Linked DNA regions of Mus musculus: region 1 is linked to region 2. Evidence: chromatin loops called from intact Hi-C (ENCODE). Cell type or tissue: left cerebral cortex. All regions are shown on one strand. Region 1 overlaps Gtf2a2 (general transcription factor II A, 2). Region 2 holds the start of Gm39369 (a long non-coding RNA gene).

The links. A loop is a pair of places that touch in the nucleus more often than their neighbours do. Peaks named below come from ENCODE experiments on the same cell type or tissue, not always from the same donor. Only the 100,000 strongest peaks of a DNase experiment are listed, where the experiment ranks them.
Region 1: it touches region 2 in a loop (2.9-fold over the local background); 31 of 42 quality-filtered maps call a loop at or near these places.

What each region holds. Positions count from the first base shown.
Region 1 is chr9:70,016,140-70,021,139 of GRCm38, reverse strand. It overlaps Gtf2a2 (general transcription factor II A, 2), which reads right to left. Exons shown (of 5, transcript NM_001039519.2): 3 at 4,217-4,321; 4 at 1,625-1,751. Among named protein-coding and RNA genes, the nearest start is that of Gtf2a2, 6.1 kb to the right of the region's middle. In left cerebral cortex, a CTCF peak has its summit at 2,071 (motif pointing left); a DNase peak (open chromatin) is centred at 2,106.
Region 2 is chr9:70,081,358-70,086,357 of GRCm38, reverse strand. It overlaps Gm39369 (a long non-coding RNA gene), which reads left to right and starts at 3,313. Exons shown (of 3, transcript XR_870892.2): 1 at 3,313-3,461. In left cerebral cortex, a CTCF peak has its summit at 2,058; a DNase peak (open chromatin) is centred at 2,051.

The DNA.
Region 1 (5,000 bases), 65 kb after region 2:
AAATATAGAAATGTTATCTTATAGTGCAGGAAACAGTATCACCTTTGTAGAAATGGAAAATAAAAAAGGTGATCTATCTAAATGTTCATTGTTCCTAGCAAAAATAAAAGATCGTAAGTCAGTATATGCTGGCCACAAAAAGAAGTCTCTAGGACTACGACTGCTGAGGAGTCCTAGCTAGATCTCTGATGAGTCAGTCAGTACTAGCGGTGCTAATTTCCTAGACTTTTTGTCATCTAGAAGAACTTTTTAAAAAAGGCCTGAACAGATGTGATAGCACATCTTTCCATATCCCAGCACTTGGGAGGCAGAGGCAGGCAGATTTCTGAGTTCGAGGCCAGCCTGGTCTACAGAGTGAGTTCCTGGACAGCCAGGGCTACATTGAGGAACTCAGTCTTGAAAAATCAAAATCAAAATCAAAATCAATCAATAAAAAAGGCTGAAAATTTTATGTAGATATCAGAAATTAGATTAAAAAGAATAATCTATGTGAAAAATAATGTATGTGTAAATATATCTCTGTGTACAGATGTGTTACCATAAAAATACATTCCTAATACTTGAAAATCGTTTTACTTGTGAAGGTGAACACTTACCTGTAGAGATGGGTCATAAATGGAATTTTTCTGTATTCTCTACATCTCTTCAGTGATTAAGTATTTCTTTAGAAATCTAAACTATAACTAGGCAGGGTGGCACATGCCTTTAATTCCAGCACTTAGGAAGCAGAGGCAGGAGAATCTCTAAGTCTGAAGACAGCCTGGTTTACATAGTGAGTTCCAGGCCAGTCAGGGCTACAGAAATCCTGTCTCAAAAACCAAAACCAAACCAAACAAAATCCACAAGAAATGGGGACATTACTTTCTACATTTCTCTTTGCCTTCCCTTCTTGTAGTCGGACAGTCTTTTATACTCCAGGAACTGGTTCTTTAAAAACAAACTGCTTGAGTTATAAATTAAATACACAATCAAACATGGGCTGGGGCCTGACTAGGTATTAGAGCACAAAGACAGCAAGTAGAAGGCCTTCGGTCCTATTTAACAATACACACAAGGAAATAAGCAGTCGTGGAGCATGAAGCAGAGGTGTGCCACTCTAACAATGCAAGGACCTGAAAAATCTTCAAAGTCTGATGTGGAAAATTCTCCTGATTAGAATGTGCAAATCAGAGGAATGAGTATCTCCCATTATAACTGCCAGACTCATGATTAGTTTAAATCAGCTTTAAAATAATTAACTTCTTATGTATAAAAGTGTAGGATTAACAAGCAACACAGAAATTTTAAGATAAATGGTAAAAAAACTACTACTTCCTTAAAGAGAAAGGTGGCAGCGAGAAGCCTAATGACTGCTCCAAGTAAGCAACTCAACAGAAGGAAGCTGAGGAAAGCTTATGCTCTTTGCACATGAATTTAATCTGTGTTAAGTGTCTGTGTGTCACCTGAGCTACAGATGAAAGGTCAGTTGAGAGGACACATATAGAATCCTGAAGCTAGGTTTTTAATCTGAGGGTTGATCTCCTGGCCACTTTCCCTTAAGGTTTTCAGACAGATCAAGATAAGAAAGAGAAGAAAAAGGTACTTGGACAAGTTCTGCTTTCACAGTAGTTAGGTGAGCACTTACTTTTACCATCACAGGCTACAATTTTCACTTTATCCACTTTAATAAGTTCTGTCACCTCTCTGAATTCAACATCATTCAATACAAAAGTCCAAACATTATCGCAGAATCTGTATGTATTTAGAGAGCCCTTTAAAACAAAACATTGAGAAATGCCATGAGAAGCCATTGTTTCCCCTCATGCTTTATTTCAAAGCAACTCAAGAATGCTCAGCTACCAAGTATATATAGCCGCTAAAAGCAGTGTGCTTAGTGCTTAGCTTAATTTATTTAATTACTTACTTAATTTCATCTACTTAGAAACAAGCAAGAGAAAACCTGGATAAGTCAGCTTAGGGAAGAGTTTAAAAACATTTTAGCTAGCTGACTATTTTTAGTACTCTAAAACAATGTACAAATTACTTACCTGAGATGAAAAGGTGTATGAAAGCTTGAATTTGTGTGTCTACTGCCCTCTTGTGGATAAATTATGAAAATTCCATTTGAGTTCTCTCTTCTGAGAAAGGATCTCTCTACACAGCCCTGGCTAACCTGGAACTCACTATTGTCCTGGAAACTGTCTACTTCTTTCTCCCAAGTGTTAGGATTAAAGGTGTGCATCATTACATTCTGCCCATTTGATTAGAATTAAATATATATATATTTATTTATATACACACACACACATCTGCACATGTCTATGTGTTTGGTGCATGCTTACCTGAGTTTATATGTACTACATTTGTACAGATGCCTCTAACAGCCAGGGGGGGTAGAGGGGGGACTCTAATCCCCTGGAACTGGAGTCACGGGTAGTTGTGACCACCTGACATAGGTGCTGGGAACCAAACCCAGATTTTCTGCAAGAGCAATAAGTGTTCTTAGCTACTAAACTTTCTCTACAGCTCTCACTTTTGACTTTTTTTTTCTTTCTGTTTTTTTTTTTTGTTTGTTTGTTTTGTTTTGTTTTTTGAGACAGGGTTTCTCTGTGTAGCCCTGGCTGTCCTGGAACTCACTCTGTAGACCAGGCTGGCCTCGAACTCAGAAATCTGCCTGCCTCTGCCTCCCAAGTGCTGGGATTAAAGGTGTGCACCACTGCCCAGCGACTTTTTTGAGATAGGGTTTTACTATGTAGTTTTCGACTGTCCTGGAATTCAGTATATAGACCAGACTGGCTTCCAACTCAAAGAGATCTGCTTCCAGAGTGCTAGAATTAAACACATGTACCTGGCTCCATTTAATATTTAAGATTCCATATTTCATTGTATGTTTATTTTCTAAACTTATAAAAGAGCAGAGATTTTTTTTTTCTTTTTAAACATTAAGCCAAATCCTATCACTGGCTCAGAAGTATCACTGTTGCCTATTCTTTAACTCTATTTCTATATCAGTTTTTTTCTGTGACTCTGTGGTGTCACTTTAGCCAGAAACTAGAAAATTACCAAATTTTTCTCTCCATTTTATCATATCCATAGCTGTCAAGTTCCGTTAGATGTGCCTTTTAAAGTCTCTCCATTTCTAGCCATCCACTTGTCAAATTTTATACTATTAGAGACATGACCCCCCCCCCCCCCCCGCCCCACTTCTTTGAGCCCTGGCTATCCAAGAACTCGGTCTGTAGACCAGGTTGGCCATAGAGGCAGAGAGGCAGAGGCAGAGACCCAACTGCCTCTGCCTCCCCAGTCCTATGATTAGAGGTCTGTGCATTTATGCCTGGCTGATACCTTTTTATTTGACTATTTATGCACGTAGTTTGTAAGTATGTAAAACTGATAAGACATTTATAATAACATAAACACATATTTTAATCTCTTGAGTAAAATATAAGTCAAATAGAGACCTCATCTAGTTTACCTTTGCATTTTCAGTACCTAAAACAACCTAATAGGCACTTAAATACTTAAAAAAAATTCCTTTGTACTTTATCAAGAAAATATTCTTGCCTCAACACTGAGGTTTTCTTAAATGTAAAGTAACTCTTTTCCTGTATTGGCCTTCATATGTTTTAAGTTTATTTCTATAGTAGGGTTGCGCCTTGTAACACAGTGTAAGATATTAGAGAAATATAACAGAGTAACAACAAAATGTTTCTGTAGCGACTTCACATGGTAAACTGTTTTGCCACATTTGCCATGAGTTCTTAACTATAAACCACCATAATAGTGAGGATGGTATTTTGTTCAAAGCAGAGATAATCCAAAAGACAGCCAGCTACCAGAACAGACTTTATAAGACAAGCTATCTAAGGGTAGATGGGAGGCAACACAGAGACTCTACAGATAGCCAACCTTTCCTGAAGGACAGCGTGTGAAACATATAACTGAACTTAAGAATGACTCATCACTTACCTTCCATCTTGCAGCTAATACTTTCAGGCCTTTGAAATCTCAGTAATTCTCCAGGGGAAAAAAGCCAAACATATATAGGAAGATTTGTGAAACAATAAAATTAAAATCTAAAAGCAATTCTGAAACACATGGAATGGATGAACTTAGCACAACGATTATAGAACAAGTTCCCAAACCAGACTAACCAAATCTTGCTATGGTGAGTTAAGTCCACGTACGCTCTCAGAGTTAGCAGTACAGACTTCCAGATGCAGGAAGACATCCTTACCCTGAAATTGACTCTGTTCCTGACTCTCTGAGCCAATGCTGAATTTATAGCTTTATCAAACTGAAGTAGAACTTGAAGCGCAAGCTGGGGGGTGATCTGTTGAGACTGAGAACAAAAATGAAGAACATAAAATTCGCTAAGGGAAGAACATTAAGACAAATAAAGTATACTGACTGCAGTCTAAAAATTAACATAAGTTAATCAGAACTTGTACAGTGGAAACCCTTATTCTCCTGGGATGGTAAAGCAAAGCCTGGAAAGAACTACACCATATCTTGACGGGAAAAGGAAACCTGTGGTGAGTTTGCAAAGCCAGAAAAGACTTGCTAGTCCTTTGGTGGCTGAACAAAATAATCAACAAATGGGAAGCCAGGTTTTTTCTTTTTGTTTTGTTTTGTTTCAAGACAGGGGTTTTCTGTATAATCTTGATGTTTTAGCATTCATTCTATAAACCAGGCTTGCCTTGAACTCATAGAGATCTGCCTGTTCTGCCTCCTGAGTGCTAAGATTAAAGCTGTGCACCACCACTGCCCAGCTAAGTTTCTTTTCTTAATAAAACATTTAAGACCTATATATAAAGAACAAAATCAAACCATACCAAAGTCTATATAATAACACCAGAGCAGATGGGGCCAGGCATGGTGATGCACAGCTGTAATCCCAGCAGGTGGTGGCAGCAGGAAGGCCAGACGTTCTAGGCTATAATATTCTCTCTCTCATTCGCTCTCATTCTTTCTTTCTCTCTCTCCCCGCCCCCCTTTCATTAATATTTATTAATTTTAGC
Region 2 (5,000 bases):
GCTTGCTTCCAGCAGTTTGCCCCGCTTGCTCTTTTATACAGCCTGGGAACTCTGCGGAGGGGTGGGGTGGCTCTACCCACAGTAAGCAGGAACCTCCCACATCCATCATCAATCATGCTGCACAGACCTGCTGTTTAGATAATGGGATGACTTTCTTTCTTCCCAAGTGAGTCTGGTTTGTATCAAGTTGCCAAAAACTCACCACCAGTGAATGTTTGCTACTAAACCTGGCCCCCAAAAAGAGGAAACGTTTTTTAAAAGGCCAGGTACTTATTGGTTCAACGCAATTTTCATCAAAATTCCTATGTCATCCTTCACACAATAATCCCAGAACAAATTAGGCAGAGGTAGGGGAACCTCTGTAGTTTGAGACAAGTCTATTCTACAAAGTAAGTTCCAGGCCAGATGGAGGTGCGTGGTGAGAACTTGTCTAAAAATTAATAAGTAAGTAAATAAAAAAGAAACAAATTATTGACAGATGATATTGTGTCAAGTTAGAAATAGGTACATAAGGGAATCAATTACTAGAGTCAGGAGCCTGAAGAATAAGACAAATTTTTTTCCTGTCAACTATTCATGTGACAGGGAGTTAATATTTAGAAAATTATGAACTAAAAAATTTAAATGCCCAAAGAACAAGTAATCCAATCAATCAAACAAATTCAATAGAATTTTCAAGATAAGTACAAAAAAAATGGCTGTTAAAAGTCATGAAAAATGTTCATAGCCACAGTTAGCCACCAGAGACATGCAAATTAAAAGTACATTGAGATTCCATATGACCCTGGTCAGCCTTGTTGAAAGAAGGATGGATATAAATAAAGTATATTCTATATACCCATGAAAACTTCATGATACAGACTGGTTTGTACAGTTAGTGTATAGTAATTCATGCATATGACACAAACACACACACACACACACACACACACACACACACACACAGATCATAAGTAAGGGCCAGGGTCTGGAGAGGTGGTTCAGCATTAAGAATACACTTTTGGTACACAGATATTCCTGCAGACAAAACACTCATACACATTATACTGAAAGACCCACAACGTGAGGACTCCCCCACGTTCTGACTCAGGAGAGGCGACACCCCAAATCACTCACGAGAAACGGTCTTGCTGCAAACTGCAAGAGCACTTTTAATTCAAGAGTGCTCTCGGGCCCACGGTCATACACCATGCAGGGGTAGAGGACCGTGGCACCCCGAGTAGCTGGGTAAGTGGGTATTTAAAGGAAGAAACCACAACTCAAGGAAGTGGGGAGGGCTTTGTTGGAAAATACCCAAGATACCAGTTAAGAGTCACAAGGAAGTGCAAAGTCACAAGAGTCACAAGGAATACCTGGTAATTGTGCAGGTTATCTCTCAAGACAGTTTCTAAGAGCCCCTAACAATAGCACATTTGCATAACGGGTGTCCCCCCCCCAATGGTTAGGGTGACTTTCTTTAAATGAACACTCTTTGAACCCTGGAAGCAGGTGGGTGGAGGAACGTCGTCTATCTGTTTTATGATTATCATACCTTGGAGCATTGAGTCACAGAGGTCACATTCCCAAGCCTGGGCCTAAAGGCCTAGAATTTTGCTTTTATATTTTTTCAATACATATGTAAAGTCTGTCATCTGAGGCCTTTCTTTACACTCTGACGCAACAATTTATAAATACTGGCTATTTTATTGATTGGTTTTAATTTTAGACACATTTTAGCCCAGTGTTATTTAGCTTGATGACTGAGACATCTGGCTCCTTTGCATTTTGCATTGAGTTCAGGGCCTCTTACACCAACCCTGACCTGCCCAGCTCTGTGGTAATCTGGGGCTAAGTACAGCAATCAGTAATTATGATTAGGTTGTCTTGGGCATATCTGACCGGTTTGGATAGACGCTGGTCTGTTTTTATGCCTAACTACCGTTCTTTGTTTACTCGATAACTTTGGATTTAGTTTTTCTGGAGACTAGGTTGGACCACAAAGATCCCAATGAACTGTGACACCTGTAGGATTTGGAGGAGTGAGAAGTAAATGTGTTTGCTGCCCCCACACGGCAAGAATGGGAACTGCTAAGGAATCTGCATTCGGAGAGCCCAGAAGCAAAGCGTCCATTGATTACTGCCTCAAGGAAGGGGCCTGGAAGAATCGCTGGGCGCAACTCTCTCTGGAACAACAAACTAATGGCAGAGAAGTCAGAAGCGGGCCAGGAAGTATGCAGTACAGGAAACTGGATGTCGCTATATTATGGACAGTACCAGCTCTGCAGACTAACAGTTCCCCTTACAGAGCTGTGAATCTCACAGGAGGTGGGTGGTTATAGAAAACAAACTAGTGAATACCAGGCCAGGCAGGAGGTGGTAAACTTTTTGGAAGAAAACAACGTGTGTGTGTGTGTGTGTGTGTGTGTGTGTGTCCTAAAACTAGAAGTCGGGGAGCACAGAAGGTGAGGGCTAAGGAGGCCCTTCCTGCACAAACTCTCCCAACTGAGTTTCATACCTCGAACCCAAATAAAAGGTAGAAGGTGAGAACTGACTCCAACACACTGTGGCACAAACACAACGGTAATAAATAAATAAATAAATAAATAAATAAATAAGAAAGAAGATCGTAAGACATAAGGAAGAGAGAACCTTTAAGATGGGGAGACTTTTGGGGGCCGGTAATGGACTGTGTGTGTGACAGGAACATAGAAGTGGAGACTGTTGAGGGAGTGGGGATCAGCTAGAGGGAGCCGAAGATCCAGGGATGCTGGTGGGAGAGGCAAAGGAATTTGATTATAATGGATTATATTGACGCAGATGTATGAAAACGTCACAATGATATCCATTCCTTTGCTTACCAACGACAAATATTAATTAAACTGCATTAGTTACTTGATTCGTGGCTCTGACAAAATACCCAACAGAAGCAACTTAAGATGGGGAGGTTTACTTGGGTTCGCAGTTCAAGCACAGCCAGTCCGTAAAGGTGCACAGTATCATGGCGGCCGATGCCCGAGGCTGCTGGTCACACTGCATCTGCAGTAAGGAGGAAGCGGGGGTGTGTGTGTGTGTGTGTGTGTGTGTGTGTGTGTGTGTGTGTGTGAACGTTGGTGCTCAGCTTGGTTTTTATTCAGTCCCTGACCCTAGCCCGTGGAGATGTGCCAGCCACGCTTAGGGTGTCTCTTCCCACCTGGATTTACTTAACCTAGAAAATCCCTCACAAACAGCACCAGAGGCTCGTAACCTAGCAGATTGTAAACTTACCTAACTGCCAATATTAACCAGCGCCGGGGGTGGGGGGTGGGGGTGGGGGTGGAGTTAGAGGAAGGGAAAGGAGAGGAAAGGAGAAGTCATGTACAAACCCTGGAAGACGATGAAGAGAGAGAATGTATTGATGCCAGCCAGCTCTGCTTTTTCCCTCGCGTTACCCAGGCCCTGCTGCACACTAGGCTGGACCGGAAGAAATGCAGCTTAGTCGGCTGGTGGGTTAGACAGGATCTCGGTCTGCGTGAGTGCAGGAGAAACAGCTTTCTCTGGAGACAGTTTTCAGTGAAACAGCTCTCCTTTATTGGGGGTAACAAGGGCTATATAAACCTTGGTGAATAGTGGTTTTCGGGGTGAGTATACATTATTGGCTGGTGTCGAGCTGCTGGGGATGTCTGGTTTACGTGAAGAGGAATTCCAGATGCTCGATAGACGTGTCCTTATGAGAGAGGAAGTTTCACTGGTAATCTGGCCACCAGGCTACATGACCTCTCAAGGGTGGTGGAGGTGGGGGGTCGTGCGTAAGACTGCGTGCGCAGGGACATGCAAGCCTGGAGCAGGGAAGAAGCAGTCCTACTCCTTCCGGTCTCAGTTGGGGTGGGGGTGGGGGTTAGACGCATCTCGACTCCGCCCTTGCTCTGGACTGGCTCCTACAGGTTCTACAGCTTTCAGGCCCCGCATTGAAATGTTTAAGAATGCAGAGAAGCCCTGTCTCGAAAAAACAAAACAAACAAACAAAACAAACAAACAAACAAACAAACAAAAAGAATGCTTGCTTCTCTTGCAGAGGGCCCATATTTGGTTCCCAGCAACTCACAACTGCTTGTAACACTAATTTCCAGGGGGGTCCAATTCCCTCTGTGGCCTCCACAGGCACCCACAAGCAATTAGTGCTCATATAAACAAATAGGCACACACTCACACACAATTTTTGTAAATATGCGTGCGCGCGCGCATGTGTGTGTGTGTGTGTGTACATACATACTGGATGTGGTGGGATGGCTCTGCAGGTAAATGTGCCTGCTGCCAAGCCTGTCTACCTGAGTTTGATCCCCAGGACCCACATGGTAGAAGAAAAGAGCCAACCCCAGCAAACCATCCTCTGACCTCCACAGATGAATCATCATGACACATGCAAACCCACACACATACACACAAAATAAATAGAGAGATGTAATTCAGGAGGCTGGAGAGATGGCTCAGTGGTTGAGAGTACTCAAATTCAGCTCCCAGCACCCACATTAAGCGTCTCACACGTGCTGTGACTCCAGCGGGATCCAGGAGAGCCTACCTCCTTCTGGTCATTGAAGATGGCATACACTCGGATACATACACACAAGTAAAATAAACCAGCGCTGGAAAGATGCTCAGTAGTTAAGACTTGCCGCTCTTGCTGAGAACTGGGGTTCAGTTCTCTGCACTCACATGGTGGCTCATGATTCCCTGTGACTCAAGTTCTAGGGGACTCAGTGGCCTCTTTTGGCCTCCAAAGGCACTAGACATGCACTCGGTGCCCAGACACGCATGCAGACAAGACACTCATACAAATGAATAAAAATGAATATATTTTTAAAAATAAAATAAATTCTTTAAAAAATGTGATAAAAAAAATAGAACACATAAAAATAAAATACTTTTAAAAATGTGATTTTTAAAAATAATAGAACAAAACAAAACAAACTAATATTATTAAATTATCTTTCTGAAGAGTCTGTATTTGGGGGTAAGATTCCAAGAGGAAGGTAGAACTATTGGGA